Regions from separate parts of the Mus musculus genome. Here all the other regions are linked to region 3. A link is a loop called in an ENCODE intact Hi-C map of the cell type or tissue named here. Cell type or tissue: left cerebral cortex. All regions are shown on one strand. Region 1 has its middle 17 kb from the start of Fcnb. Region 2 has its middle 67 kb from the start of Olfm1. Region 3 has its middle 8.2 kb from the start of Gm13373. Region 4 overlaps Olfm1 (olfactomedin 1).

What was found. A loop is a pair of places that touch in the nucleus more often than their neighbours do. Peaks named below come from ENCODE experiments on the same cell type or tissue, not always from the same donor. Only the 100,000 strongest peaks of a DNase experiment are listed, where the experiment ranks them.
Region 1: a loop joins it to region 3, with 13 times the contacts of the local background. A loop is called at or near these places in 4 of 42 quality-filtered maps.
Region 2: a loop joins it to region 3, with 7 times the contacts of the local background. A loop is called at or near these places in 2 of 42 quality-filtered maps.
Region 4: it touches region 3 in a loop (7-fold over the local background); 5 of 42 quality-filtered maps call a loop at or near these places.

What each region holds. Positions count from the first base shown.
Region 1 is chr2:28,063,831-28,071,830 of GRCm38, reverse strand. No RefSeq gene overlaps it. Among named protein-coding and RNA genes, the nearest start is that of Fcnb, 17 kb to the left of the region's middle. In left cerebral cortex, a CTCF peak has its summit at 4,473; DNase peaks (open chromatin) are centred at 3,119, 3,852, 4,425, 4,967 and 1 more place; H3K27ac peaks cover 2,532 bases.
Region 2 is chr2:28,269,107-28,277,106 of GRCm38, reverse strand. No RefSeq gene overlaps it. Among named protein-coding and RNA genes, the nearest start is that of Olfm1, 67 kb to the right of the region's middle. In left cerebral cortex, no CTCF peak of the experiment used is centred here; DNase peaks (open chromatin) are centred at 4,241, 4,736 and 6,360; H3K27ac peaks cover 4,547 bases.
Region 3 is chr2:28,408,852-28,416,851 of GRCm38, reverse strand. No RefSeq gene overlaps it. Among named protein-coding and RNA genes, the nearest start is that of Gm13373, 8.2 kb to the right of the region's middle. In left cerebral cortex, a CTCF peak has its summit at 4,684; DNase peaks (open chromatin) are centred at 3,715, 4,615, 5,464, 7,521 and 3 more places; H3K27ac peaks cover 5,504 bases.
Region 4 is chr2:28,221,631-28,229,630 of GRCm38, reverse strand. Olfm1 (olfactomedin 1) reads right to left here. Exons shown (of 6, transcript NM_019498.2): 5 at 6,974-7,080; 6 at 1-577. Among named protein-coding and RNA genes, the nearest start is that of Olfm1, 20 kb to the right of the region's middle. In left cerebral cortex, a CTCF peak has its summit at 7,575; DNase peaks (open chromatin) are centred at 3,501, 3,858, 4,643, 7,628 and 3 more places; H3K27ac peaks cover 6,093 bases.

The DNA of each region.
Region 1 (8,000 bases), 350 kb after region 3:
TATGAGTGTTCTGTCTGTAAGTACGTCTATGCACCATATTGCATGCTGGAAGAGGGCATCAGGTCCCCTGAGACTGCAGATGATTGTGAACCACCACATGGGTGCTGGAAATGAACTTGGTTGTAGCCAGTGCTCTTAACTGCTGATCCATCTCTCCAGACCATGCACCCATTTTATGTCGGTTCTGGGTACCTAACTCAGTCCTCGTACTCTCAAGGCAAGCCCCGACTAGCTGAGCATCTCCCACACTTTAGTGTAACTGCTAGTTTCACCTGATGTAAGATTCTTCACTGGCAACCGGTTTTTGTTTTTGTTTTGTACCTTATTTTGATTTACTTGATTGTTTTTGTGCAGTGCTGAGGATAGACCCTCGGGCCTTCCGTGTGTCAGGTAGAGGATGTTTTCCCAATGCACACCTCAAGACCTGGCACTTGGACTATGCGTGGTTAATTTGATAGGTATGTTTTCCGCAGGAAGTTAGATGAAAGCCTTGTTCTTCGGGTAAAGACCCCACCACCACCACCACCACCACCGCTATGTGAAAGTCTGATTACTACTCCTGAGTTTTTGGTTTTCAGTCTTAAAATGTCCCTTCGAGTCCATCCTATGGCACCTAGGTCTTTGATGGGGACATCACCATTTGTTCCAGAAGAGTTTGGCATTATTTCCTGAAGTTTGAAGTCTTTGGAGATTCTGACTCAGATCAGGACTCTGGGCTATGGGTGTCCTTCTTCAGGATGGCCCATTTCCCTGATTTTCTGTTCCCCCCTAGATCCTTGCTTCCTTTATGTCTCCGTTCCTCTGCATTCCCAATACACCTGGGTTCCTGCTCCCCTAGGCTCCTGCACCCCTGGGTTCCTGCACCCCTGGGTTCCTGCTTCTTTGGGTCCCTGATGCCCCTGGGTCTCTGATCCCCCTAGGTCACTACCCTTCTGGTCCCTGCTTCTTGGGTCCAGTCTCCCCTTGAGTTCCTTTTCCCTCTGGGTCCTTGTTCCTTCTGGTTCTTTGCCCCTATGGGTCTTAATCATTTGTTTTTAGAAGGAATCTGACCTCCCCGACCTCTTCTAATTCATTAAAGTAAATGGACATCTATACCTTTTATGTTCTAATTTGAAATGTAGTTTAAGTTTTTTGAAAAGTTTATTTTACATAGCATTTTGTTTTATCTTATACATGTGAAATTATACAAAATTTTATTTTCTGTACACAGAATCGTGAATTTTTATGTAAAATAGTTTGTGGCTTTTATTTCTCAACTTTACAGCTATTTCCCAGGTTACAAGTGTTTGCATATTTAGTTTTCAAATAGCTACTAACTCACTTGAGGAAAAGGCCATTCTTTTATCGTGGATTTGGACCCTGCATAGCATTCCTCGTGTGTGTGTGTGTATGTGTGTGTGTGTGTGTGTGTGTGTGTGTGTGTGTGTGTGTGTGCAGACTTCTTGCTGCAGTTGAGTTTTCTCCTAGGAACGAGTTCTCTGGCGAGCATGCTGACTCAGAAAACGTGCACTGTCACAGATGTGGGATCGAGAGGCAGACATTCTCTGTCACCAGTCTGATCCTCACTGAGGGGATGTCGGGGGTGGGGGGCTGTGGACACGGGGCCTGTGGGATGTCTGTTTGATGTACTGCCACAGGGCTTTTGTATGTAGTATAGTTACGTGTGCACCCACGCATGCCAACACTGGGTGTCCTCCTCTATCACTCTCCACCTTATTTTTAAAGATAGGGTCTCTCACTGAAACTCGAACTTACTGATTAGCCAATCCTGCTGGTCACCATCCTCTAGGGAGCCCCCTTCCCCTCAGCACTGAGGTGACAGGTGTATACTGTCACCACAGCTGGTTTGCTAACCAGGTGCTGGGGCCTGAAGCCAGGTCCTCTTGCTTTACAGCTGGCTTCCCAGGGACCATGTGGCTTTCCCCATGGCTCAGAATCCACAGGGAGCTTTTAGAGTCTGGGTGGAAGGGAGGGTCATGATTCCTTTTTGAGTCTTCCTGGATGGTTGTGATGGGCTGTCAGGACCTTGGAACTTTGTTACTGCAGATGATTATGGGACAAAGAAGAGCTGATCCTCTGGTTGTCAGAGAAGAGCTCACTTTAGAGCTCTGGTTCTCAACCTTCCTAACTCTGCGACCCTTTAATATAGCTCCTCATGTTGTGGTGACCCCCAACCATAAAATTATTGTCGTTGCTACTTCATAACTATAATTTTGCTACTGTTATGAATCATTACATAAGTATCTGTGTTTTCAGATAGTCTTAGGTGACCCCTTGTGAGGGTCATTCGACACCCACACACACACACACACACACCAAGGAGTCACCACCAACATGGTGAGAACCACTGGTTTACAGGGATGTGATGTCAGAAGGAAACTGGGTGGAACAATCCTCCCAAATAGGAGTCGCTCAGACCCAGTTTTCACAACCCAGGGTAAGGCCAACTGAGGCTTTCAGGCTGCTCCTGTTCACATGACCCTGAACTTCCACACCCTGCCGTTCTGCTGAACAATGTGGATGGCCATGTCTGTATCCACAGCCAAACATGTCCTGTGATGGGAGCTTAGGGTATGTTTCTGACCTCAAGTCCTTTATCTTGGCTGCCAACCTGAGCAAACCCCTTTCTGCAGCCTAGTGTGTGGCTTTGGACACCCTGCTGTGAAGGTGCCTAGGCCCACACAAAGTCCACTTCCTCTGAAAATGCAGAGTCTCCTTTGTGGGAAGGCCCTACATGTCTAGAGGGATGGTCCTGCCTCTCTTCACAATGCGGCCAAGTCGTCTGTGCCTGTGGGCTGCAAAGCCTTGGTGGATATGGGTCATGGGGAGCTGAGAGGCCCATGGTCTGGGTGGACAAGACACACAGCTGGCAGCATCTCAGTTCTTATTGTGAAATATGGCGACTCTCCCTTTAATCCCACTTAGGGGTTAGGACTCCATACCACAGGATTGTAAAGCTCCTTGAGTCCTAGCCACCAACTTGGGACAGATGGGTTTTCAGATGGTCCCTAGTGCTGTTGCCTTACTGGCTGGGACTCCTGACACATGGTGAGGTGGGTGGTGGGTAGGAGGGACAGAGTCTCTGCACAGCTCCAGGAATCACATCATCGGTCGCCTCCCACCCATATGTTGCAGGCCGCCGAGTCGCTATGACAATGACAACAGCATAAGTAGCTCAGAGCCACTAAAGAATAGCTGAGGAGCCCAGTGGAGGCTGCACTGGCACGAAGCCCAGAGAGCTCCAGGCCTGCTCAGAGGGGTGCGCGGCTCCTCCACCCGGTATCCTCCCTGTTGCCGCCCTCTCAGATGCAGTGCATTTGAACAAAGCACCTGCCACTCTGGGATAGACACAAACTCACTCTTGCTGGTGCCTGGGCATGGTCAGAGCAGGACACAGCAAGGAGAGTAGGCCCAACATGGAGTCCTCTCCCCCAGCCTCACCCAAGCTCCCCAAGATAGTCCTCAAGTCAGTGGGATGTGTGCCCTGCCTCTCTGTGTATCTACTGCCCTGAGGCCATCTCCCTGAGATGATCCAGGCTCAGGCAGGAGGAAGTGTGTGTGGTGTGTGTGTGTTTGTGTGTGTGTGTGTGTGTGTGTGTGTGTGTGTGTGTGTAGTGTGTATAGGTCAGAGGACAAACTCAGGTGTTGTTCTTTGGAGTCCCCCCCCTTTTTTTTTTGAGAAATTTTCATTTTCCCTCACTGGCCTGGAATATGCTGTGGTGGTTAGAATATGCTTGGCTCATGAGAAGGGGCACTACTGGGGGTGTGGCCTTGTAGTAGGTGTGGCCTTGTTGGAGGAAGTGTGTCACTGTGTAGGCGGGCTCTGAGGGCTCCTAGTGCTCAAGCTTTGCCTAGTGCAAAAGAGAGCTGGCTCCTGCTGGCTGGGTTCCAATCAAGGTGTAGAACTCTCAGCTCCTTCTCTGGTGCCATGTCTACCTGCAGGCTGCCATGCTTCCTGCCTTGATGATAATGAACTGAGATTCTCTCTGAAGCTTTAAACCTAATTAAATGCTTTCCTTTGTAAGAGTTGCCTTGGCCATGGTATCTCCTCAGAGTACTGAAACCCTAAGACATGTGCGTAGTAGGCCTTCTGGCTGGCCAGAGAACTCACAGCCAGCACTGGAATCACAAGTGTGCACCACCATGCCTGGCTACACGTTTCTGGGAACAGGATTCAAGTCCCTCCGGCTTGTGTGACAACACTTTAGCTACCTCCCAGCCTAGAGGGATTTCACAGCAAGGCCGAGTCACTACATTAAAAAAGCTGGCTACCTACAGCCATTTAAAACTTTCTCTCTCACTCTTTTAAGGATCTGGAAATGTGTGGGCATTTTCCATGACAGAAAGCCCTTGGTCTCCTGTAGCCTTCAGCTGGCTTTGTTCCTGCTTGCCAACTGCTAAGCTCTTTTTTTCCTTGTAACACCTAGCCAGGCCGCCAAGAAAAAGAAACACATTCTGTTAGAATCCTGTTTTCCCAGCTCTCCCCTGGGGGCCATAAAGGATGTTCCACGCATCCGCCCTCAAAGTTGTTGCAGGCAACACATTGATCAGAAACGAGGCTTCTGCCACGCAGCCCACTATCAGCACTGAGGTTTGCGCTGTAGATTTAAAGCAAAAAGAGATCCATTATGGATTCCTCCATGAATAGCAAGAGAGCATATGGGTATTGTGACAGAAACCTCAGGTCAACATTGCATTGCCCCTGGTACTGCTGTGAAGCCTGGCAGAGTGTCTTGGGATTTTCTACATAGCACAAAAGACTCAGGGGCGGGTAAGTGTCGGCTGACCATCTGAAAACTGAACAACCATAGGGGCTCCATCTACTGCCTGCCTGATGGGTTTAGAAATGTGTCCTTCCCACAGGAAGAGGACTAAAGATCAAAGTGAGCACATAGCATTGCTCTGTATGTAAACATCTCCCACAGACACTGTTGGCCAGAAAGTCCCCTGGCATGATGGGAGCGGGGGTTCTATAAAGTTACAGCCTCTTCCCTGTAGGTGGGTGCTCTGGGTGTGGACTGGAAAACGAACTGTCTATATTTGCACTCAAACTGTGAAGTGCAGGGGCTGGAGAGATGGCTCCACGGGTGATGTGCTTGCTGGGTAAGCAGGAGGCCCTGAGTCAAGTTCCCAGCATCCATGTAAGATTCAGCCATGATGATGTGTGCTTGCAGTGACAGTGCTGAGGAGGCAGAGGCAAGAGGCCCTCCTGGCGCTCTTGACCAGCCAGTCTAGCTGAAAGAGCAAGCAGCAAGCTCCAGGGACCGTGAGAGATCCAGTCTCAAAAAGTAAGGTGGGGAACAAAGGAAGACATCTAACATTGGCTTCTGATCTTCTCATGTGCACATTTCAGCAAATGCACAAGCACACAAATGTGCACACACATGCATAGAACACACACACACACACACACACACACACACACACACACACACACACACAGAAACGCACCCAAGTCTGAGAGGTGGGGAGGGCATCCTGACTCTGGAAGATTGTTTGGAGAAACTTAGGCCAAGCTGGTTAAAAAATAATCAGCTCATACTTCTGCCCTGCTAAGTTTCCAGTTGGAAAGTTTGTTGGGTGCTGCTGTAAAATGCCCTCTTGTCTCGGGAAGAGCATGTGCAGAGGACTCACAGAAGCAGGACACTTCCTCAGGACTCTCAGGAGGGCTTGGTGCCTGTGGGTGCTCCCAGAGCCTGTGGTATGTACAAGAGGTTTAATTTGTGTAATTTGTGGGGAAGAAAAGAGAAGTCGGGGACCTGTCCTGGAGGATGGAGGAAGGGAGATCAGGTTTGGGGTCTTCATTTCTGTTGCTAATCATTGGGCCACCGTGCTCCCTCCTGAGGCTCCCTGGTGATGGTCCATTTCAGATAGAATTAGATTAGAGAAAGGAGAAGCCAAGGGATGGGAAAGTGGTCCACATATCAGCACATTGCCACAGCAGAAATGATGAGGCAGGAGGCAGCGGACAGAGTGAGAAGAAGCCAGCTAGTGAGTTATCTCCATCAATGGTGGACTCTAAAGTGCCTCACAGCACACAGGTGTGCCTCTCTCCTGGGGTCTTGCTAACACTGCCATGGATCAGTCCATTCCTTACTCTTCTTCTTACTGTGCCAAGATACCTGACTTGAGGATGTGAGGATACAGTCCATTATGCTGGCAAGTCTGGGCAGCAAGACAAGCTGGAGGCCGTGGCTGCAAGAACATGGGGCTGCTTATTGGTGTCTGGATGGATCTGGAAGCCAAGGAAAGGAAGCAAGAAGCAGGCAAGCTACACAGCCCCAAGGCCTTTGGGACTGGGTAACAGCTCAGCACTGAAGAATATTCATTGCTCTTCCAAAGGACCAAGGTTCAATTCCCAGAACCTACATGGTGGTCCCTAACCATCCATAATTCCAGTCCCAGGGGATATGGTGCCCTCTTCCGGCCGCAAGCACACACATGCAAAACATTCATGGACATAAAATAAACAAATCTTTTACAAATTTTAAAACAAGCAAGCAACGCAAAGCCCAAGACCTGCCTCCAGCAATCAACTTACCCTTGAGTTTCACAATCTATAAAACTTTGAACCTTTTAAAATTGTACCCAGTCAAGCATTAAGCTGACAAAGGACACTTGTAGTACTTTTTATCAATCCTCCTCAGACACAGAGTCATTGGATGGGTGTCATGCTTTAGATGTTAAATGTCTCCCACAAGCCCACGAGTGTAAGTCCTGCTGCACAGTGTGGCTCTTTTAAGAAGCAGGGTCTACCTGGCATTAAAAAAAAAATTGCTGGATATGTGCCCTTTAAGTGTTCTGTGGGACTCCTTCTCTTTCATATTCCCGTTGTAGTTTGTCAAGAGAACCTCACTCACAAAGACCACAGAGACCACCATCGTTGTGAACCGCATGAGGATTTTTTTTATTGACCCAACATGTTGGGGACTCCCCTCTCAGCACGCAGGCCAGAGGAGAGACCCAGAACAAAGAAAGAACACACGTTTTCTACCTTTGTAAAGACCAGATATCAGTACCAGGGTTGTTGGCTTATTTTAATTGGTATAGCCAATAATTTTTTCAGGCATTGCTTAGTTTGTCTCAGAATTCAGTGTGGGGTGGGGCAGGGGAGTTGTTAATCTTGCTCTGGCAGTTGCAAGCTTAGTCATTTTGACCGTTAAAACTATGTTTCTATCTTTGTTTAGTCAGCCAGCTTCTTTATCTGGCTCTGCACTTGGCCTGCTAGTACAGTTTGGAAGGTCTTTTTGAAGCGGGAAGGTACTGGGTGGTCTTGAATTCATTCTGGATATCACATTCCCTGATCATAATGTAAGTGGCTTGCTGACCCACACATGCCTACTAGGTCACCATGTGCCCAACTGAACCACAGACTGGAGTTTCTAAATCTATTAGCTCAAATAAGCCTTTCCTATAGAAGTGGAAGGTAGCCAGCAAGGTAGCCTATCACCTCACAGCAGTTAATGGTCTCTGATCTTTTATTATAATGATGGAAAACCAGTTTGCACAAACCAGCCAGAGAACCTATGGTTTGGAGAAGAGGTAGCACATGGGACCAGGGAGAGAATGGGTGGGAAAGAACATCAACTTGGCTTTTAGAAAGATTTGGAACCCTCACCAACCAAGCGCAGAAGCCTCACTGGGCCATGGGCCCGCACTTCCGAGGACCCACAGACACATGCCCATGTGTATACTTTATCAGTTTGGTTTCAGAAGGTATCTCTCTCCCAGACATCTTGGCCATTTTATGAACACTTTTTAAGTCTTATTAAGATAAAGCAGAGATGCTCATAAACAAATTACATCAAGGCCTAAATTTTGGAATTTATTTATAAAAATTATTTTTGGTTCATCACTCAGTTAGGAAAAAATTTAAAAGCAACACTTTAGGGGAGAAACTTTCTAGCTTGACAGATTAAAAAATGTTTTTCTCTTTAATCATTTATTTTTGTCTCCTGTAACAACGACACATTCTTGTGAAGGTAAATGTTTTTTGAACA
Region 2 (8,000 bases), 140 kb after region 3:
AACCAGCTTGACAACACCTTTGTAATCCTTCATCCTTAGCACTCAGAAGTAAAAGCTGTTATATCTGAGAAGGTGCCAAAGCTCTTGAGCACCCTAGAATTGTGGGGTTGTGTAGAGGGCATGGGTCCTGGTGCTCACAGAGGCACCCCGGGAATCAGGAATGTTAAACACTCAGGGTTGTCTCTTTAAAGAAAGAGATGTATAACCTGTTTTCTGCCCAGAAGGCTGGAAATGGGTGTGGTTAATAGCCTGGTGTCCTGTGTGATCCGCAGGGCTATACCTGGTTTCCTTAGACTTTTATGTTTATCTTAGACTCTTCCACCCTAGACCTTTCTCTTGATCATTATCTCTTGGTCAATAGAACCCATCTTTATGGAAGATGTCACGTGTACTTTACACATGGAGCAGAGTCTAGGTGACCCCTGGGCTATCTGCAGGCCACACCCCACTCCTCCTGACTTCAGTCAGTCTCCCTAGATTTGGATCTTGAAAATTCTTTCTCAGTCAATAGAACCTATTGTTATGGAAGGGGTCGTATGTACTTTGTAAAGACTTTGTAATCATGTCTTAAGTTTTGTTGTACACACACGGCTGAATTCATTATCACCAGACATTTTCCCCCAAAATTGTGCTTTGCTTCAATGTGCCTAGCGTAAGCTGCCCAGAGTCAGCTTCTACAAGTTTGAACCAACAGCAGCTACTGTGTCATACTGAAATGGATTTCCTTTTTGCCCCATATGAATCGACAATCTGCTGACCATGGTGTTTGCACAGGTGCCCGCTGCCCCCCAGGGTAGGCAGCTCATGTGGGACAAAGGGGAGCATTTCAGAGGTTAATGTCAAGGATTAGTTTTGCGAGCCCTGACTAACCAACAGCTCAGGGGGGTAGATGGGACTCTGTTATACAATGTGGATATTGTGAGGAAATCAGGGGATCCTGTCCCCCTGCCTGGAGCTGTCCTGATATTTGAGGAACTACTGAGGGATGCTGGACTCTGGATGAGGAATGATGGGGGAATATCTTTTTCTATGACTAGAGACCAGGCATCTCCCCTGGTTCTGAGCTTGATGTACGAGGGAGAGCCTACAGAGACATATGTCTTCTTGTCTTGTTCACTGGAATACAGATGATATCCTTCTCAAACCAAGTCCCAGAAGCTGGTTCTCCTCTTGACAAGAGATGTCTGCAGCCATGGTCACCCAGCAACCCCTTCACACTGATTCTTTTGTTAAACTCAGTCCTGGACACTGCAGGTGTGCCACCATGCCCAGGTAGGAAGAAAGGGCTGCCGAGCCAATACAACAAAGCAGAGGAGGGCTCATGCCCATGTCCCCAAGTTCCTCCCAGGAACACAGTCTTTGCAGGTCCAAAAGGATCAAAGTTGGTGGCAGAAGATGGAATTGGGCCCAGAAAGAAGAGCCCAGAGTTCATGTGTCCAGTCTCTGCCTGCTCTTCAGAGCCTTCTGTGCCTGTGCACAGCAGTCTGTTCACAGTGTTATTGGGAGTATCCTGGAATTTACAAATTCTGGTATGGGTTCTCTCTGATCTGCTCCACCCACAACCAGCCTGTGCCACTAACTCCAGATGACAGTCGGGGTGGCAGGGGGACTCTGGGCTTGCTCAGTTTTACCTTTGGGAGAAGATAGGCAGAAAAACGGCCAGATGGGTTAGCCAGGGAAGGACGTGGTCCAGCTAACTCCCCTGTGGTCTGGGTCATTGGATGAAGCAAGCTATTAGTTGGTCCTGAAGGGCACTAGCTTTCATAGCATTTGGAACCTGACTCTAAGGCCAAGCAGGTTCAAGCCTGGGCCCTAGGCTGGAGGAAGGTTTTTCTTGCTTAGAATCCAGTAGGGTTGTGGGCCCCGTGTCTGCTGTGCCAAACAACACAGCAGCTTGGGGAGGCAGAACCTAGGGAATTTGACTGAGCTTATCCCACACTGCCGATGCGGTGGGAAAGTGCAGTCTGAGGTGTGGGAAAGCCAGGGCTGGCTTGGGGGGTCACTGGGACTTCGAGCAGGTCAAGGCCATGGGGTTCTCAGACCCTTGAATACCCAGGCACCACTGGGAATTGTGGAAGAGAGAATGGAGTTGGGGGGTACGTGGGCTGGGCCTAGCTTGGGGCAGGGGGTGGGGGAAGGGGAGCTCTGGCTCATCCCTCAGGGAGAGTCCTTGGCTTGATGGTGGCAGTCTTGGCAGTGGTTGTGGCTAGGGGTGCAGAGAGGCCTTCTACAGGACATTAGGCAGCAGCTCTGTAGGTAAAGGCCTTCTCCATGGCTCCCCAGAGCAGATCCCAATGAAAAGAGGCAGTCTGTGGTTCCAAATCATTTAATGCCATGGTGGAAAGTGGATGCATAAAACCATACCTTACTTCTCAGTGTGGGTCTGAGATTAAATACCTTTTGCAGGGAGGAATGTCTGGGAAGGGAAGCTTATTGGCTATGCCCTCCAGGCCTCTAGGTACCTCATTAGCATGGAGATCTCTGACTTGAGCCTACTTGACCACAGGTCACATCTCTTTTCCTATTGCCTTGGTCTGAGATGTTAGGGATGCCTCATCTACATGAGGGAGGGCTTGGGTGTTGTCCTTATGAGACTGATGGCCATAAATCCCTGGGGGGGCTGAGGCTACATGGCAGGACCTGGTACCTGGGAACAGGAAAAGCTCCTGCCATCCCTTCAGGGTCTCCCAGGCTTCAAAGTCTTTAGCTCAACCGAGGACCAGGTTACCTTTCATAATCCACAGAATCTGATCCCTCATTTCTATCTGGATCAATGGAAAAACCCATATTCATGTCACTTGTCCTATGCCCCAGCCAGGCATGCAGAAGGGCCCTGGGCAGTGTCAACGTGGGCACGCTGGCACCATTTCACATTCTTTAGCATTTTGCAGACTGTTGTGGGACTAGGCTCCTCTTGAGTGCGACCAGGCCAACCAGGCATGCAGCTCTGCCATCTGGCAAGGGCCTCCAGTCCCACCACAGAGAGCAGGGAAGAGAGTCAGTGTCACACACCTCTATTGGCAGGGACTTCCTGTTTCTCATTGTCCAGAACAAGTCACATTATCCTTTGCCCCTTCTCCCCACCTCAAGACGCTGAACCATATAAACTCTCAGGACCTACTACTTAGCGGATCTAAGGAATGGGTTCGTGACCATCTCTTCCTCCAGCTCGGGGTGGGTGATAATAAATATCATAATAAACTTTATTTATTTACATTGTATACATATGAGGTTTTATTTTGTTTTGTTTTGCTTTTGTTTTTGTTTTTGTTTTTGTTTTTTTTTGTTTTAGCAGGCATCTATACATGTGCCTCACATGTGCCTTTAGAAGCCAGGAGAGGCAGGGGATCCCCTGGAACTGGAGTTACAGACAGTTGTGAGATGCCTCTGTGTGTGTGTGTGTGTGTGTGTGTGTGTGTGTGCTAAGAACTGAACCTGGACCTTCTGCAAAGCAGCCAGTGCTTTTAAATGCTAAGCCATCTCTCCAGCCTCAGAGTCATCATTTAAATGAAGGTTGGTTCCAGGTGGGTTTTGCCCTGCCAGTATGGCCTGGAAGGCCTAGTGCCCACTATTTAGGCCGGCATTTAGAGGCATTTCTGAGTGGGTGAGTGGACAGTGGCCTCGGGATGCTGGGCTGTGGTGGATCCCTGGAGAGAAGAAAGCTGTGATATTATGACCCAGCAGGTGATGGATTGCTCTGAGAGTGTCCTGCTGACCCCAGGCCGAGGGGAAGGAATGAGGCGCTGATGATGGATGACTGGGGAGAGCTGTTTAATTTCCCAAGACCACCTGCCACTCTGTGGCCGTCATTTTCTGTGCCCTGTCCATCCATCAAGTACCCGTGAGGCCAGAGGCACTTCTAATCTCACTGCCGAGGAGTCCTTGAATTGTGGTGAGAGGGGAGATGGGTGCCCTTCTAGGTAGCAGAGATGAGAATATAACTAAACAGGGGGGAAGATCTGACCATTCAGGTTGGCTCAAACAACATGAAAGACCAGCAGTTCATCGGCAGGGGATTGGTGGCATCCACATTTACTCCTTACCTAGCCACAGCAGAGCAGTGTGCCTGGCCCACACAGAGCTTCCTGTTGTTGGGAGAACGCACAGGAACTCATCTGGGTGACACTTTCCTCTGCACGGACTGTGATTGCATACGCTGCTTTTGCAAAGTGGGACAAAGGCTTGGTTGTCTCTCTGCCCACTCTACCCCATCCCATCGACTTGGCAGAGGTGTTGCGTGTGTGCATGTTTTAAATGGAGGCTGCTGCTTTCTCTCTGTTGGCAGAGAGCAGCCAAAGAAGGCAGTGGATGCCCCATATGTTAAGGAAAACGCAGTTGGGGGGTGGTACAGTGTCCCTCCTTCTAGGTCCCTTCTCTAAGTCCTGTCCCTGTAGCCTGTTTGAATAGCAGGTAGTTGTTAAGTCCAACCCAGGTTAGTCTCTGGCCCATCCCACCATTCTGATCCCTTAGCACCAAGCCACTAAATTTACTGTTCTAGATGATTCAGCCACAGCAGCTGCCTCCAGCCTCCCCTTCAACGATGTGTCGATTGCCAGCTTTAAAAATAGCTTAATTGTTTTTCCTGATTATAAAACTAATCCATACTTGTTGCCAGAAAAGTTCAGGAAACAGAGTTTGCTGAAGACCCCCCCCCCCACACTCGCTGCACCCCTCTTTCTGTGAGGGAGGAGAAGAACATGATGGGTACTACACAGACAGCACACCCGCACTGTCACAAGTGAGGACAGCCGCCTCCAATACGAAGCAGGTGGAGCCCGGGTGGCTTTTTTGATTCAATTTGGTTGTTTAAGTCTAGCTGTTTAGCTATTCTTTGAGGATTTCATACATGGATACAATGTATTTTGGCCATATTCTGGCCTGAATCCACTCTCCAATTCCTCCCTGGGATGCTTTCCTCCTGCTCCCAACTTCTTGTCTTCTTTTAAAAAAAGATTTGTTTTTATTATTTTTAATTATGTGTGCAGATGGGGGGGGGGGTGCCGCATAGTACAGATGCAAGTATCTGCAAAGGCTGGAGGCATCAGATATTGTGGAGCTGAGTTCCAGAGGGCTGTGAACCACCTGACTTGAGCACTGGGAACTGAAAATCCCCTCCCCTTCCTCTTCCCTCTCCCTCCCCTCCCTCCCTTCCTCTTCCTTTCTTCCTTTCTTCTTTTCTTCCTTTCCCCTTCCCCCCCCCCTCTCTCTCTCACTGAGCCTAAGTATCACTGCCCAAATGCACACAGAAAAGGAGTCATTCACTGGACATTGGAAACCTACTATGGGCACCCTGTAAGAGACCATCAGCTTCTTAGCTAGGGGTGAACCCTCACAAAGCCCTCCCCTCCCACTCCTGTTGGTGCTGGGCTGTTGCCTGCAGGTCCTATGCAGACCACCACATCTGCTAAGAAGCCGTGAGTGGAGCTGCCATGTCAGGTCCAGAAGACACTGTTTGGTAGCCTTGTCCCCAATTTCTGGCTCTTACAATCTCTCCATCTTGTCTTCTGTAATGTCCCCTAAGCCTGGGTGGGAGGAGTTGTGATATAGAGACATGAATCCGTTTTTCTAATGGTTACAGTTGTGACTTTAGTCAAGGCAGGGAGCTTTGAGCTTTCTTTTCTCCTTAGGAGACAGGGCCTTCTGATTGTTTGCCCACTGGGGTGTGACCTAAGGCTTTGGTGACACCCACTGTTACACATAGGATCTGCTTCTCACCTAACCCACACTGGTGTCCTATGTGGTCCCCACTTCTATGACGTCCTTGCAAAGATACTGTGAGGGACAGAACCCTCACATCACAGACTCCATGTGGGGCTTGCCAGGCCTTTCTCAGCTTCCTCTTGCAAACAATAGAATTTACTCTCCTGTTTCCTACCTCCTGGGTGACTTCTCTAAGTCACTTCCTGGAATAAGAAGGCTAGTGTCCCTGGGTCCCTGCTGGTGAGGCTGGTAGGATGTTTGAAAAAGAGATCGGATAATGCCAACCAAACTCTTAGAAAGCAGGAAGGGTTGGAGTGAATGGAGGGGCCAGATGGAAATCACAGGCCCACAGCTGTCTGGGACCACACTTACCTTCACCAGCCAGAGGGCCCACAGCCATAATCCAGTGGCTCAGACGACCCTTCCATCAGCCACCTCCTACCAGTTTTTTTTTCTAAAAACTGGAATAGAAATCAACCTACTTTCCAGGTTCTAGGAGAACAGGTGCTCAGAGAGAAAGAGCACTGGGCCAGGCAGGCAGCTGTACTGGGCCCAAGGCCAACCCCCAGAAGCCCAGAGCTTCTTCTGCCTGGTCACTGGCTGGTCTGTCCCCTCCGTCCAGGCTGAGCAGGAAGATGGAGTAGCCTGCTTCCACAAACAGTGGCTGCTGCCAGGTCCTAGCTGCTCCCAGGGGAAGTCACTGCTTGCTGTGCCTATTGTACCAGCGAGCTAATTAAGATGAAAGGGAAACTCTTGGAGGAGCCTGGAGAAAAGGCGCCTACTTCAGAGCCCGCTCTGCCCTCAGACTGTTCTTCCTAACAGAGAGCAGATTTGCTAACCTCTTAGGACCCCCTGGCTCATCGCCTCCCGTGGGGTGGGCCTCACTCAGCGTGCTTCTGAAGCAGGAGAGAAAGAGAGGAAGCACTGAAGAAACATAAGAGGAGAACGAGAGTCAAGAAACTTCAATGCAACAGATAAAGCCAAGCTGCTTCAAACAGGGGTGTTAAAAACAGTAAATAAGTCATGCTCACTCGGGGCTGGAACGCTTGTAATCTTGAGTTTTACCATATTGGCATTTCTTCCTCATTCCCCAAATCTAAACAGTGCACCTCATGAAATAACCTTGCAATTTCACTTGTGCACGAGAATTCTTTCCGATAAGAAAAATAACTGAGCCAGTTCACGCACTTCCTTTAAACTTGGCTTTTACACCTTACTTAAATCTTAAGCTTTGCTTAATCCTTAAATCGTGCTGTAAATCACATCCTTGGAGAAGTGTAATTTAGAAAGCTGCAGGGTCATTCAGGGGTGTCCAACGTTTGTGTTGTGTGCTGTTCATGGCTTTCCTGGACTCATGCGGCCCGTGGGTTGCAGGTTGGGTATCCTTGATTATTGTAAAGATACCTAAGTACAGGTCTCTTTCGAAAACTCCACACTTGTGTCCTGGCGTGGTTTGAATGAGAATGGTCCCCATAGACTCCTGGATTTGGATGCTTACTCACCAGGGAATGGAACTGTTTGACAAGGATTAGGAATTGTTGGAGTAGGTGTGCCCTGCTTGGAGGAGGAAGTACCACTGGTGGTAGGCTTTGAAATTTCAAAAGCCCACAATAAACCCAGTCTTCTCTCTCTCTCTCTCTCTCTCTCTCTCTCTCTCTCTCTCTCTCTCTCTCTCTCTCTCTCTCCCTCCCTCCCTCTCCCTCCCTCTCCCTCTCCCTGCCCCTCCCCCTCCCCCTCCCCCTCCCCCTCTCCCTCTCCCTCTCCCTCTTCCTCTCCCTGCCCTCTCTTTCCTCCTGCCTATGGAACAAGATGTAAAGCCCTTAGTTACTACTGAAGCCTGTCCGTTTGCTCCCTGTCATGAAGATGGTGGATTAACCTTCTGACACTGTAAGCAATCCCACCCCACCCTCACCAAATGCTTTCTGCTCTAAGAGTTGCCTTGGCTATGTTACCTCTTCACAGTGACAGAACAGACACGGGGGCACCTGATATAAAGCCCCTCTCCTATATGGCTGTCCGTTGAGCTACTTAGCTTACTTAGTACCTTTGCTTCAGACTGGTTTGTACCTAAGGTCTTTTCTGTGCCATAGTCAAAGATCAGGCTTTGCTTCAGTGGAGGCCCTAAAGGGAAGCCAGTCCTAGGCTGTGTTGAGCTGTGGTGCCCTGCCACCGCTGACAGTTACATCCAAGTCTGAGGATGCTTGGCTGCTCCCACCCTGGCCTTCAGGGCCAGCTCTGGAGAAAGGTCTTGTCAGCTCTGTGTGCCCACATGCCTCAGATGTGGGGACACGCTTGCCTCC
Region 3 (8,000 bases):
TGAGACCTGACTTGGCCTTCAAGGCATGCCATGGTCTATCTGGAGGGTTTGCAGGACCCCATGTCCCTTTTTTGTTTCATCCTTGTCTGATGGCCTCTCCTGGTACCTGTGCTTCACCAGGCAGGGCCCCGCCCTGTGGCCTCATTCTGGCTATAGAGCTCATTGTGCACAGCTTGTGTTTTCTGTCACCCAGGGTGGGGGAAGCAGCTTTGCCCTTTGTCTATTGGAGCCCAGAATTCCTCTGGTTTCAGTGCATAGAACTGGGGTCTAAGTGAAAGAGGAGGTAGAAAGATGCTAAGAGCCAACCAGATGTGGCTGATGACTCCACAGGACTGTCCTGCAGACACAACAGGACTGATGGACATATGGACACACAGAGACTGCACACAAGGACACACAGAGACTGCTTACACAAGTTCAAGCTAGATGGGGTCCCAGCACCGAGAGAGCCAGTGACCACAGGCTCCCAGCCCTAATTAAGAAGCTGTCTGCAACTGATACTTACTGGAAAAGGGAAAACCAGTTTTTCCGCAGTGGAGTGTTACTGGGTATATCAACCACACTCCAGGGCAGGACCGTGCACAGGATTTTTTTTTTTTTAATTTTGTTTCATTTTGGCATTTTTACTTCATTTGTTTTATTTTGGTTTTGTTTTATGCTTTTGTTTTGCTTTGCTTTGTTTTGAGAGAGAGAGAGGGAGAGAGAGAGAGAATATAAAGATGGGTGGATAGAATCTGGGAGGAGCTAAGAGAGGGAAAACATCAAAATAGACTGTATGAAAAAGATTTTAAAGGAAAAGAGAAGTGTTTGTTGACAGACTGGATGAAGTTGATCCCCAGTTCTTGCTGTGTCCCTGGGTTCTTATCTGCCTGTGACCTGTCCACAGGCAGGGCTTGGCCCAGTGCCCACACATAGCAGCCAACAAATGTAAGTGATATTGTTGTTGTTCCTATGATTATCGGTGACACTTGGGACTCTGATACAGTGTGCTGACCGGGGCAGGCTGTCATCCCTATCAGCCCCGAAGAAGCACTCTGGGGTGGTGGGGAGCTTCACCCACAAGCACCGGTCAGCATCACATTGGACAGAGTATGGCAAACTGCCAGTGGCCTTGGGATGAGCCATAGCCCCACCCCCAAGGGCCTACCACACTGCCCCCAAGCCATGTGTACACTTCTCTTTGCAAATTGACTTGGCACTAGGCATGCTGGAATGAGGCCGTGCCTGGCTCTCCTGCTGTGCTGGACTCCTTCCGAATGAAAGACAAATGTATTTTAATTTGTTCCAACTTGACACGGAACCCCCTACCCCTCCCCCTTGAGAAACTGGGTCACTAAGCAGAGAATTCTATAGCTGGCGCCAACTTATATTCTTGCTCACGAAACAGCCTTTGTTCCTTTTGCAACACAGGGAGGTTCTGGTGCTGTCTCTCTGGATGTGTGGGCATGAACGCAGAGAGGTCTAGAAATGTTGGGTTTGCTGAACAGAACAGACCGTGCTGAGTGGGCTCGGAAGGGGTCCTCTCCATTGCTCCTCTAGAGAAGGTGCTGGGAGGGCCCAGCGAGGGGAAGGCGCTGCCTCTGGGCCACACAGCAGCAGCTACTGACGCACTAAGCATTAGGAAGGCTGCCTGTACCCACCTCAGTCATGTGGCATTAGGAAGGCTGCCTGTACCCACCTCAGTCATGTGGCGTTTCCCAGGGCTTCACTCAGCTGGATGCAGAGGCCTCCCTTACCTATAAAATAAAGGGAACACAAGGTTGGTAGAATGGGGATGTTGTGTCCAGATGCCACAGGTTTTTAGGGTAGGTTTTTGGTACTGCAGGTCTGAGATGCCAGGAGCACTCAAGGCCAAGACCTGGACTACTCGGCCTCCTTGGGTAGTGGGCATCTGGGTCCCTCTGAATCGGTGTGTGCCAACTCTGCAGATGATGGCAAAGGTTGGTGCTGGCCGTGCATGTGACGCTGTTTGGATGCCTTTGGTGATGCTGAGTCTGATCACATAGACACCTTGGACTCCATACTCTGGGCAAGTCACTGATGGGACCACGACCTCATGTCAGCCTCAGTTTCTCCATGTGCAAGTTGAAGCAATGATAACCTGATTGAAAGTCTTGTGTGGGACTCGCATGAGTAGGATTACATAGGGAGGAGACATGTCTGGCTGTCAAATCTATCTGCATGTGAGGAAGGACAGACAGAAATGTGTGGGCTCCGGTGGGGGATGGGCTGTGATCACAGAAGGTGATCCTGAGTTGTCTGAAGCCGGGCATTGCTTGGCATTTGTGTTGTTGGGTTTTCCCAGAGGGAGAGGGCAATAGAGCCTCAGAAGGTCAGGGGTGTCATCCAGGTAGGGACACTTCCTGCTCTGGGTTCTTCACTTCTGGACACTGTGGGCTGGGCCCTCCTGGGCTGTGGTTGGGTTGGAATTAGAGAGTGTGCAGCTGGAAGCAGCCCAAACCTCAATTTCTATTTCTGATGAGATTTCCCTGGCCAGCACCTTAATGAAGCCAGGGCTGCTGGGGCTTCTGGGAAGTGCACATGGGCTTAATTACTCCTGTCTTGCTCTGCTTGGCAAATAGTCCACCTCCCTGGGCTTCCTGTTCTCACACCTCCAACCTTGGATCTAAGCCCAGGTCCTGCCCTGTCCCGGTCCTCCTCTTCGTCCACTGTCCTTCCATTTGTGTGCCAAGCACATAATCTATGTCTACCCAACTATCTAACCCTGCATCATCCTCTGTCTATCCATCCATTCATGCCACCTGGGTGTTCATCCACTCAGTTCCATTCATGGGTGTACCCATCCATATTGTCCATTGTCCACTCATCTGCTACCCACATATTTAGCAATCCATTTACCCATCCATCCATCCATCCATCCATCCATCCACATCATCCATGTACTCATTTATTCATCCATCTGTCCATCCATTTACTCATCCATGCACCCATGCATCCATGCATCCTCTCGTTTATTCTTCCACTCACCCACCATTTACCCATCCTTTATCTATCCATCTATCATCCATCCTTCCACTTATCTATCTACCCACCCAACACATGTATCCATCCATCCATCCAGCCATCCATCCATCCATCCATCCATCCATCAATCTGCTCATCCATCCATGCTCCCATCCACCCACTTGCTACGTATCTAGCCATTTGCATATATCTATATATATCTCTATATATCCACAAGCTATTCATTTAGTCATCCATTCATCCATCCACCCATGTAACCTGCAGCTTGTCCACCATCATCTATCCATCTATCCACAGATCTATCTACCTTGTCACTGACACATCAACTTATTTATCTATCTACTTATCTGTCCATCCATCCATCCACGCATCCATCCTCTTATTTTAGAAACACTTTTCTAAGACTGGCTGGTTGGGAAAAGATCCTAAGGGGTAAAAGCCCTGGGGCTTCAGCTCTCCCATAGGAACAGTCTGCTGAGTGAAAGTGGCTAGGGTCATCCATGTGAGGAAGGATCGACAGAGGGCAGGACAGGGTGTTGGGAGTCAGTGGGACTGTGCCGAGTGTAAGTTTGAATGTAATCTTCCTAGAGGCCAGGGTGGCACTGAGAGGCTGGAAGCTCATCTCTTGTGCCAAACCCATCCTCCCATGGCATCTCCTGATCTGGTGCGGAGGAGATAGCACCAGGAGAAGTCTGCGTCTGCCGCCCACATGGGGGTGGTGCCACCAGCCTTCCCACGAGCCATCTGCCTCGTCCTTTCCTTCCCCAAGCTTGCTGCAGCCCACAGGCTGCCTGGCTCCTGGAACAGTTGCCAGCTGCACATGTGGGCCTGGATTCCTGCCCCATGCTGTGCCCAGCCAGCACTTGCTCTCATGGACTGGTAGGGATTGGGTCTGCCTGGGGGCTGTGGCATGACCATTGTGATACTCCCAAGGCACAGAGCTTTACAGTTACAGGAGCTTTTATGTTCAGTACAGTGGTCAGTTCTTGGGACTGTTTTGAAGATGGCAACTTCGGGGCTCATTGCTGCTTCTGGGAAGTGGAAACTGAGCCCCAGCAGTGGCCACTCCAACGTGGCTCAGATTTGCGGGCAGGGGAAGGGCTGAGATAGTACCTGCAGCAGGTTACCTTCATCCTCGTCCCGCAGGGAGCCCCGGAGGGCAAGAGCTGCACATAGTGAAAGTGCTGGTCACAAGTGGGTGTGGCTTCAGCTTGTGTAGTGTAGTATCCAGGGAGTCTCAGAGGGGGCTCCAGGGGTGACAGTGACCTGTGCACTCTCCCTTACTTTCTTCTGCAGAACATTCTGTGTGTTCTCAAGCTTGCCCTTTGGAAGGCCCTTGCACCTTTGCCGAGGCCCATGGCTTGCCCTGCAAGCTTCTCTGGAGCTCAACTCTGTTTGGCCTTGTCTGGAAGCAGCTTTGGGGCTGCCTCATGTAGCAAAGCTGCCATTTTGGGGACCTGCCCTCAGCTCACCTGGTGGCTTCAACACGTTCCACGTTTTTCTGGAACCCCATGTGTAGCAAATGTGGATAGAAGGTTATTGCAGAGAACGTGGGTTCTAGACCTCACCACTCTGATGTTCTCCAGTGAGCCACCACTGTGCTGACGCTGGAGGTGGGTTTGGATTCACAGTGACTCAGGCCTGGCCTCACCAAGCTGGTCCCCTACTTTGTTCTTGTCACAGGGGCTGTAGGGACCTGGTTTCTTCCCCTAGGGTTGGATTGGAGGATGACATTTTCCTGGTAGAATGCAGTTCTCACCAGATGAGTGGGAGGAGTCAGCCTGGGGCCCTCCCTCTCTCTCTCCCTTCCTCCCTGCTTACCCTAGGCTGATTTAGGGTGGAAGTGCCTTAATGCCTGTGAGCCCTCATTTTCTCTATTCTCTTCTCTGGGTGTTTTCCTGGACAGAACATCTCCTCATAGCCATCTTTGGTCATATTTATTTTATTCTATAGCTTTGATCTATAAAGTGCCCAAGAAACCCTTTCTCAGAAGGTGCTGGCTTCTGCCTTCTCATTAATAGTGAAATTTGGTGTTGAAATATTTCATGGCCTCAAGATACACTTTAAAAAAAAAATCAAGGAATCCCATGGGTTGCATGTTGGCGGCTTGTCTCTACTGGGGCTCATGGTCACTGAGAGGACCATGGGAAGCAGGCTGGGGAGAAGTGGCCTGGCCAGTGACCATAATAGCTACTATGGTATCCTGCAGATACAGGACAAATCCTATCACATTGCAGGCTGTTGAGATGGCTCAGCAGGTGTAGTGGTTTGAATAGGTTTGGCCCCCATAGACTCATGTGTTTGACTGCTTGGCCCAGAGGGAGTAACACTATTAGAAGGTGTGTCCTTGTTGGAATAGGTGTGTCCTTGTTGGAGGAAGTTTGCCATCGTGGGATTGGGCTTTGAGGTCCTATGCTCAAGCTCCACCCAGTACAGGAGTGCTCCTCCACTCAGTGTGGGAGTGCTCCTCCTCCTGGCTGCCTGCTGAGGTCTCTCCCGGTTGTCTTTGGATCAAGATTTAGAACTCTTGGCTCCTCCAGCACCATGTTTGCCTGCACACTGCCATGCTTCCTGCCATGTTGATAATGGACGGAACCTCTGAAACTGTAAGACAGCCCCAATTAAATGTTGTCCTTTTGCCAGGCGTGGTGGCCCACGCCTTTAATCCCAGCACTCGGGAGGCAGAGGTAGCCAGATTTCTGAGTTTGAGGCCAGCCTGGTCTACAAAGTGAGTTCCAGGACAGCCAAGGCTATACAGAGAAGCCCTGTCTTGAAAATACAAAACAAACAAACAAACAAACAAACAAAAAATGTTGTCCTTTTAAGTCTTGCCTTGGTCATTCACAGCAATGAAACCCTAACTAAGACAGCAGGTAAGGGCTGCCAAAACTGTGATTTGAGTTTGACCCCTGGGCATCTTAGTTAAGTTTCTTTAGCTGTGATGAAGACTATGACTGAAAGGAATTCTGGAGAAAAGTGTTTATTTCATTTTACAGCTTATAGTCAACCATGAAGTGAAGTAAGGAGGCAGGAACTGAAGCAGAGGGCATGGAGAAGCGCTGCTTATTGGCTTACCTATGACTTACTCAGTCTGCCTTTTTATACAATGCAGAGCCATCACCTGCCCAGCAGTGACATTGCCTACAGTGGGCTGGACCACCCTACATCAACATCAACCATTAATCAAGATAATTTCCCACAGGCTTGCCTATGGGATGATCTAATAGAGACATTTTTTTGTTTTTGTTTTTGTTTTTGTTTTTTGTTTTTTGTTTTTTTTCGAGACAGGGTTTCTCTGTGTAGCCCTGGCTGTCCTGGAACTCACTTTGTAGACCAGGCTGGCCTCGAACTCAGAAATCCACCTGCCTCTGCCTCCCGAGTGCTGGGATTAAAGGCGTGTGCCACCACGCCCGGCTGATAGAGACATTTTTAAATTGAGGCTATCTTTTCTCAGAGAAACCTAGAGTGTGTCAAACTGATTAAAAACAAGCAAGCAAACACACACACACACACACACACACACACACACACACTCACACACACACACACACACACACACATACACACACATACACACACATACACACACATACACACACATACAGACACACATACAGACACACATACACACACATACACACACATACACACATACACACACACATACACACATACATACACACACATACACACACACACACACACACACACACACACACACACACACACACACATAAACTGCCAACTCTTTTTAAAGGCTGATATGGTACAGTTTCCCTCTCTATATTACAGGTAAGGAAAGTGTGGGCTGGGGCAGGGATCCTGGCAGAGGCTCCGAGTGGAACACCTAAATGCCCCAAGCCTCCCAGGCTGTGCCAGGAGACGGAGGGGACCATGTGACCTGGACAATAGAACCCACTTGAAGAAGCCAAAGTCTAGAGTTGAGCTCAGTTACTATTACTCCCAAACTGTGCTCCTGCCCCAAATCTGTGCCTCAGCAGAATCATGTCCGCCCCACACTCTGAGCCCTGAGGGTCCCTCCAGCACCAGGCTGGTGATTGACACCCCTTCCCTTCCAGCTTGGCTTTTTACAGTCTTGCTAGAGCTTGTCTGAATCTCCAAGAGATGAAATATGGGCCGGGGCTGTTGCTGTGGCAACCATTCATCATTTATGGATGGCCAGAGAGCCCATTTGCTCTTACGTTCAAGAGCAATTTGCTGATTCCTATCTGCTGCTCTTGGGGTGTAGAAGGTCAGGGGCCAGCAGAGGTCTCCTGACCCTGCATAGCATCCTTTACTGTTCTTCAGGACACCAAAAGTCATCTTTTCTGCTTCCTTTCCAAGTGCTTAGTCACATGCTCAAAGCAGACCCAATGCTGACTTGCCGCTGACCTCTCCTCATTTCCCAGGTCCTGCATGCCCCATTCCACCATACAGGTTGATTTGCAAGCCTGCATGTGTTCCTGGCTTGTGTGGTGTCTCTGTAAAAAACTTCTCAGCAGACACTGGAAAGGGTTGCTGTAGCTGGCGGTTACTACAGCAGGCAGAACAGCGCTGAGCTTGTTAGAGTGAGCTCTGCCCAAGGATATTTATAACCAACGTGTGCTCTTAAGGTAAAATACCAGTGACTTGGAGCCTAGCATTCTAAACCCCCTTTTTATGATGTTCAGGGGATGGGAGCCAGGGCCTTGTATGTGCTATGGATGCATCTACCAACTGAGCTACACTTCCGACACCTCCTAACCCCTCTGGCCTCACACACCAGTGCATATAACTCACAGTAGCATTGATTAGCTACCACCTTATCCATCTTCTGTCTCCTGATGGGAAACTCTTCCCCATTGAACCCTCATGCTCCAACCTCCCACACCTTCTGGATTCCACATTCCAAAGCCTTCTGTCTCCACCGTGCTTATGACTCTAGGCGCCATGAGTGAATGCTGTGTGTCTATTGTTTGGGGACCAGCCTGTGGCCTACTACTTAGCCTCAGCTTTGGCCACACTGTAACTCACGT
Region 4 (8,000 bases), 190 kb after region 3:
AGTCCAGCATGGAGATGTGAGAGTATTTGTTCTGGAAGGGGATGTCAATGTACTCGTAGGTCGAGGCGTTGGTTTGGTAGGCATAGTGGACCTTGGTGCCCCCCGAGTAACCGTTGGTGACATAGAGGGTGCCGCAGATGATGAAGGCCTCACCGGCACTGCGCTTGGGGTAGCTGGTGTTCCAGGTCTGGAGGATCTGCAGTGAGACAGGATCCAGCTTGCTGATGACAATGTTGCCTGCGTTCTGGTTTGTGGCATAGACAGCCCAGAGCCCATTCTCGTCCACCATGAGGTCGATGTCTGAGTGGCCGCCCCAGGCATAGTGATACATATTGTTGTAGCCAGCATAGTCCAGGCTGCGCGTCTTCAGAATCGTCTCTGTCTTCAGGTCAAACCTAATGATAATGTGACTCTGGAATTTGTTGAAATAGATGGAGCCATTGTAGACCACCTGGCCCGTACCTGACCAGGGGTGTGGGAGACGGTGAGAGGTAAAGTTGTCCGTGTTCATGAAGTCCACCATGGACTTGTACTCACGGACGAAGCGGTTGTTGTGATAACCATCCATGTACCAGACCTGTGGGGAGAGCAGACATGGTTAATGTCCCGCTGCAAGTTGAAGACATAGAGCATCCTGTCCTACCTTCAGGAACGCTAGACTGCCCCTAGTCTCCACTCAGGCCTATTTTCCTACCCCTGGGAAGAGTGGGACACAGTGGAGGGACAGATGTGGCCACAGACAGTTAGGGCTCTCCTACATACACAGTCCACAGCCAGTCTATGTAATATACAACAGTGGGTAGTATGGGAAACCCTACCAGGTCCCCAGATGGAGCCCTCACTACTTAGGATAGCACCATGTTATAGGACAATGGCCATGTCTTTTTGCTCACTGTTGGATCTTGGCCAAGGGATTGAGAGAAAGGAGTGTCATCAACTCGGGGACTCGATGCTAGAATCAGTGTTGCAGAGAGTACAGCTGCTAGGTAGATGCTCACACACTGGGGAGCTTCTGTCTGCAAGGACAACTGTCTCTCAAGGTGACTGGGAAGGGCCATCTTCCAGTGTGCGGATGGCACGCTGTGAGTGAGTCCTCTCCATTTCACCAGCTGTTACTGATGTACAGTCTGAGTCACTGTCTCTGTCTGCTGGTGTGTGTGTGTGTGTGTGTGTGTGTGAGAGAGAGAGAGAGAGAGAGAGAGAGAGAGAGAGAGAGAGAGAGAGAGAGAGAGAGAGAGAACCAAGTATGAGCAGGGGAAGGTAACTAACCAGGGCTTTGGTTTGCTGTAGGGGGCAATGGTTCGTTCATTCCCTAATCTGGGGAAAGCAAGTCTCAGACTGGACTGTGGGTCTCCCAGCCATGGAAATCACCCAAGTAACAAACTCAGCCTCGACCTGAGTTTGAAGGGTTACAAAGAAAGTGATTTCTGATGACTGCTTGCATGCCAGTTAACCCGAGAACTATCTAGACTCGGAACAAAAACCTTTAGTAATCTTGAAGCAATTTTGGAGCAGCTGAGAAGGGGGCAGGGTTAGGAGAGAGACCTGGCAGCACGCTCTGCTGCCAGGCTTTAAGACAGCTGCTTTATCCACAGAGAGCTGGGAAAGCTGGGCAGGGATTAGGGCTGTGGCAGCAGCTCCCAAGCTTGGTTCCTGAGACATCTGATCAGATGCCGGGAGGCAGATGTGCCTTTGGTTTCTAATGAGATTAAAAACACCGACAGCAACAACAGCGTCTCTGTCTGAGGCTGTTGCTATCCTGAGTCCATCCCTCAACAATATGGGTCATGGATTAAAATGGAGATATCAACCCCTAGGTCTCTCGGGGCAAAGCTACCCACCCCCTACTCCCTCACTGGGCTGCCTCCTAGGATGGAGAGTTCTCTATCTCTCTGCAGCCTCTGCTTTAACCTCCCTCTACAGCCCTCCCTGTCCACCTGTGAAGCAAGCCCCTCCTTTGTGCTTTGGAATGGGCTCTCCACAGCAGGAAGCTAGTGATTGGTTTCTGTGTTTCTTCGGTCTAGTGTATAACAAGATGATACCAGTATCCAATTTCTAAGGATTTTTAAGTGGTCTCTTCTCCATATACTGGCAAATCAGTCACAGGACCCAATTGCTTTCTGAAGACACAGACTGGGTTACATTAAGGAAGTAGGCTCCAGAGGCCAAATATTCAACTACAGGCTATGGAGGCTGCTTGAGACATGGGCCATTCTACAGAAGAGAGCCACATGGCTTAAAGCCTAGAGCCTCATGGGGAGAAGCCCCATTTCCAAAGGGCTGCTCTTCCCCTCAGTGTTGTGAGCTCCGCTCTGAAATGCCTTTGTTTTCTGTCCTTTTCAAGGCTAGTGTTGTCTCTTGGAAGTGACTCCAGAGGCAGTTGCTGGCTCCCAGAGACATGGCTCTCATGTCCTCTAGAAGGATTAATGGTTCTTTCCAACTAGACTCAAGGATGCTCGGCTAAAGGTGAAGGGCAGAGTGGAGGGTGTCAGGGTACCTACACCATTTGGCTTTATTTAGAGGACACAAGTGTCGTCAGAGGAGCCTACGCGCCAGTGGAGCTGCCTTTGATGCAGGACAGCTGCTTAGGAATAGAGGGGACCAGTGGGCAAAGAGCTACCCCACCTTCACTCTTCTGGTCCTGATTTCTGTCTCTCAGTAGCTGACCCTGAGAATTTTGGCATAACTGACCAGACCACCTTAAAAAAGAGATATACACACTTCTTTTTCTAAGTAAGTTCACAAGTGAGACTGTTAAAATGGCTCGTGAACACGCCTCAAATCTAACTCCACTGTGACCGATGTCTGAGCCTTTGCTCCATGCCTTTGATCCATGCCTTTGCTCTCATATTACCCTTCTCAGGCTGCAGAGCGGACCTGTAAAAAGTCTGCTTGTCAGGGAATGAACTCTATGGCCAAGAAAAAGCTGTAGGTCGACATATACTAACGTCAAAACTTAGTTAATAGATTTAGTAGTTTCTAAGTCCCCACATCACATCTGTAGCTGGTGCCCAGGTACACAGGAGCATCCTTCTAACATCTGTGCTTGATTCTGCATGACTCTTATTTTTCTGCCTCAGAATGAACTTGCTCACTTTGCATCTGTCTTACCTCATTCTCTCCTTTGATGGATGTCAAGGGCTTGCCTGCTTGGAGGTCCCCGAGGCTTTGCGGGGCTCCCTGAGCTCTTCTGTACACATTATAGCTCTGCTTTAAGTCGCCCCATGTTCAGACATGAAAATGGAGGCCACCTAACCAAGTTTAGTTCCTTTTCAGCTGGGAGGGGGACCAGGACAGAGCTGCCAGGGCTCTACACAGCATCTTATGGTGCAGTGAAGGTGTTGGGTGATGCTATTTAAGGGACCGTCTTGCTAACAGGGCTTTAGTTTTGCTCTTCTCTCTGGCTTGGCAAGCATCTGACAAGTGTCCTCCTGAAACCGCTAGCATCAAGGAATTCAGCCTTGGAAACCATGTTTTAAAGGGAGCAGTTAGTGAAGGGGTGGAGAGAACCCCAGTGGGAGGCTGGGAGGAAGTGGCGGGATGCCAGACACCCCAGGAATGTCCCAGTCCCTACTCCCACTGAGAAAGGATTAGAAAGGATGTCTGAGCTGCCAGCAGACAGAGCTGCAGGCACCAGTAGATCTGTGTAATCTAAAGCATTCTGGATAATTCCACCCTCTGTTCTAAGGATCATCTGCTGGTTTTGATGCTGTTTAGATGAGAGGAAAGAGCCTTTGCGCACAGAGCTAAGTGAGGGTTTGAGGAATATGCCACCCTTTTGAACATGAGCCTCCTGGGGCAGTGGGTACAAGCCCCCTCTCTGATGTCTTGTGTAAGCTATACTGGACTCCTGAGGTGGCAAGCCAGTTGGAAGCAGAAAGGGAGGTGGGTGGGACACAACTCTGTCAGAGTGTCTCAGTCCAAGCAGACTGTGAGCCTGAGAATCCAGAAGGAGATCTCTGGAACTCTAGGGACCTGGAGGTGTGGTAGAGAGGTAGGGACTCATGCATCCCGCACACAAGAAATACAGCTCGCACCCACTTCTAATGTTGGGGACTGAGGGTCTGTGGCTCACTGCTGAGTAAGGTTCCTTTGCATAGCACGTTACATAGTTGGTGTTTGTTAGAGGGGAGCCCATGCAAAGGTGTCCCAAGCTCATTTTGCTCTAACAGTTTACACAGAGGCAGTGGGGACTGAGCTGGCTCAGCACGAGGCCCTCAGTACACACACTGATGTGGGGCTCTGCAGCTTCCTGAGGTCTTCTCCTGGGTCCCATGCAGTCCTCCCCTCCATTTCACCCCACCCTCCACGGGGGCCTGCTCTAAAGCCAACATCAATTTCTCTTTCTTTCTCTTTTTTCTTTGCATGTGTGTGGCGAGTTATTGGTCTCCCGTGTGTATGTGATCAAAAGTAAATGGGAGATTGGAAGAAAGCAAGCAAAACAAACACTGCTGGTGTTGATCAATGGTTGAACAAGGCGACATGTCACTTAGCAGGCCGGGAGCACGTGGTTCAGAGTGCTTAGAGCCCAACATGCCCAGAGCAGCACCCAATACTGTGTGCCTGCTGCCAGCCAGCATCCAGCTGCTTCCCTGCTGTCAGCCCTCATGAAGTCCCCTCCTCCTTCTAGCCACTGCCTGCCACCAGAGCCTCCTCTGCCGGAAGGCAGTCACGAAGCAGAAAATAGATACTTAATTGTCACAGCACCCATGGGTGTCCTGACAAGTTTGTGAGCCTACACCCTTGCTATGCCTTATATCCTAGACACTGAGGCACACATATGTAATGTCAGAAGGCTCCAGACTTGGGTACCTCTCTTGGCCTTGGCTAGCCAGGGTGGAGTTGATGGTGGGGAGAGGTCCTTAGTGGGTGGCATCAGGAGCCTCAGTCCAGAATCTCACAGATTCAGTGACACCAGGCACCAGCCTCTGAGGACCATGGGTAGGACCTGGCCCATTTGTATGAGTAGTGGTTAACAGTTTCTCAGAAGCCTGGAAGGAGGTACTGGTGCTAGAAGGTGTATAGAGACCAGTGTGTGTGTGTGTGTGTGTGTGTGTGTGTGTGTGTGTGTGTGTGTGTGTGTGTGTGTGTATTTGGTGTGTGTGTGTGTGTGTGTGTGTGTGTGTGTGTGTGTGTGTGTGTGTGTGTGTGTGTGTGTGTATGTATGGGCACAGAGGTAACTATATCATTCTCTGCAATCCAGAGCTGGTAACTAGACATGACATGGTTGGGGCAGAGCCTGGCATGCTGGCCTGGACTTTCTAGGCATCTTCTGTCTTGGCCCTCTTTCTCCTCATCATAGCATCCACATCTATAGCAAGAGGGTGTTCCTAACCAAACTGTGAGCAGAGGTAACTTTTTCTGACAAGATGTGGGTACAATCAAAACCTAAGTGTCCCAGTTAGCACTAATTGTCAACTTGCCCTAACCTGAAATCAGCTGAATAAAGAGTCTCAGTGGAGTAACTGTCTTTATTAGGTTGACATATGAGCATGCCTGGAAGGGACCGTTTTGATTGCCTTGACTAACAGAAGGGCTCATCTCACTGTGGGCGGCACTATCCCCTGTGCAGTGGTTCTGAGCTATGTTATAAAGCTAGCTAAGCATAAGCCATCGTTAGCATCCTTCATGGTTCCTGCTGTTATTTCTTGCCCATGTGTGAGTTCCTTCGTCAGAAGTGATGCTTAGAAGAATAGCAAATAGGTTTACCTTTCAGGTCCTTTCTTGAGTTCCTGCCCTGACTGCCCCCAGGAATGCACGTGACCAGGAAGTATAACACAAAAAACCAACCTTTTCTTCCTAAGTTGCTTTCTGTCAAAGTGTTTTATCACAAGCAACAGAAAATAAACTAGAAGGCTGAGAAACTATATACCGCCATGATCCAGAAAACAGTGTGAGAACAACTTATGCTCACACAGCCCTGACCCTACTGTATCTTCTGGGCAGCCCGGCCAGCCCTCCCAAGCTGTCTGTCATGTGGAAGAGCTGGGCCCTTGGTGGCACTGGTCTATAAAGCCATGTCTAGAGGGTCTTTTGCCCACCCCCAGTTGCCTCCTGGTTCCAGTTCTGCCTAGCCTTGTTCTGCCTGCCATGGGGAGATGTGAGAAAGGCTTAGAGCATCTTGGATTTCAGGCTGCTTCCTCTGGGCCCAGGGAGGAACAACCAGTTCTGAGTGTGGCTGTCCACTCTCCTGCAAACCTCTGATGAGAAGAGCGTTTGGGAGAAGCACCCAGACCCCAGGAGGCTCATCCTGTTTGCAGTGATTAGCACTGGATGGCATCAAAGGATTCACAGAAGCATGGCTTCTCTTCCATCTCTGTTGGAGTTTCCTAGAGACCCTGACTGCTCCTTAAGCCCTCCTCCATCCAAGAGGCCTCCCAGCCTGACTCCCCATGCCCAGTTCCCAAAAGGCTGAGACCACAGCCCAGTTCCAAGGAAGGAGAAATAGGCCAAAAAAAAAAAGGGCTGCTGGCTCATTTTTCTTTTCTGAGGTTTGCCCACGGGGGAAACACCCAGGAAAAAGGAACCCAGCCTCTTCTCGGAATCAAAAGGGAACACAGAGCTTCTATCAGCCATGAAAGGAATGGCAAATGAGTACAAATCAGCTGTCATTAAAACAAGAAAGGCCTAATAGATTCCATCCCTGAAGCAGAGACTGTGATGGGAACCGCCCGGAGCGGTCAGCACGGTAGATGCCTGGGCACCTGCTCAGCCACTGGGCAGAGCTGCTGCTGCTCCTCCTCCCCCTGCCACCACCGCGCTCAAATGGACAGCCTCCCCACCCCATTGTCTGTCACTCGTGCTAGCATGGGGCCTCCACCAGCTCTCCTTAGAAGAAGCTCTTGGGAGACTTTGGCTCTATCTAGTCCACATCCCCTGGAGTTGTCTGCCTAGGTGATAGACACGGCTGGTACTAGGGTGAGGGACAGACGCCAGGTCTTTTAAGTTCCTTAAGATCTTCGGGGACACTTACCCGGTTATCGCCTTCTGGGGCCAGCGGGTCTGTCATCCAGGACCCGAACCTTGAGCCAGAGGTCTTGACAGTCACTGGGTCACTTATGCCTGTCAGCTTCCCGCAGGCTGCAACAGAGTGCACACAGGTGAGGGCCAATAGGCAATGGAGAGCCTTGGCCCCTCCCCCAATGGCACAGCTAGGCTCAGAGGACAGCTGCTTCTTCCTCTTCCCCTTCAGATCTGAAGCCCAGCAGCTCATGATGTCACTTACACAGGTTCTACTGTTGGCCCAAGAAGAGCCAACCCTCCTCTAGAGAGAGCACCCGAGGGCAGCATCGGCAGGACATAGCAGTGAGTGGCTGCCCTCTGGGACTTCATGTCTCCTTGTAAGCAAAAGGCCAGGCCAGCCTGATAACCAGTGAGGGTAGGCCTCAGCAAGCCTCAGTCTTCTCTAGGAAATTGAGCAAAAGTGCTCAGTAGTCTCTGGCTGCTGGAATAAAGTACTTAGCCAGCATGGTGGGAACTTAGACTCCTGGACCCAGGCAGGATTCACCTCCCCAAACAGAAAGACAATCCTAGCAGCCCACAACAGCACCCCACACTGTGGGAGCATCTTTCCTGTGCATGTGTCTGTCTTGGAACCAGCCCCCTGGTGGAAGTGGGTGGAGGCTTGTTGGCGTCCTGCTGTGTGTGTGTGTGTGTGTGTGTGTGTGTGTGTGTGTGTGTGAGCTTTCCATGCTCTCAAGTGGGCTGGGATCGGAGCCTCATGCTCTGTGGGATCTTGAGTGCAACCTCTGCATGCCTCCTATCTCACAGATGGCCAGAGGTGACTTCAGAGCTACAGCTTAGTCATTCAGGAGGTGCTGAAACTGTGACCAGCACCCCTGCCTTAGTCTGCAACTCTCCTGCCATCCTATGGACCCCCAGTTTGAGCCTGATATATAGGACTTCTCCTTTTCATCCCATGAGGTCAGGCTTGAGTGTGACCCCCCCCCCCCCACCTCCCAGTCTATAGGACCCTCAAGGACCACATTAGCATACACACA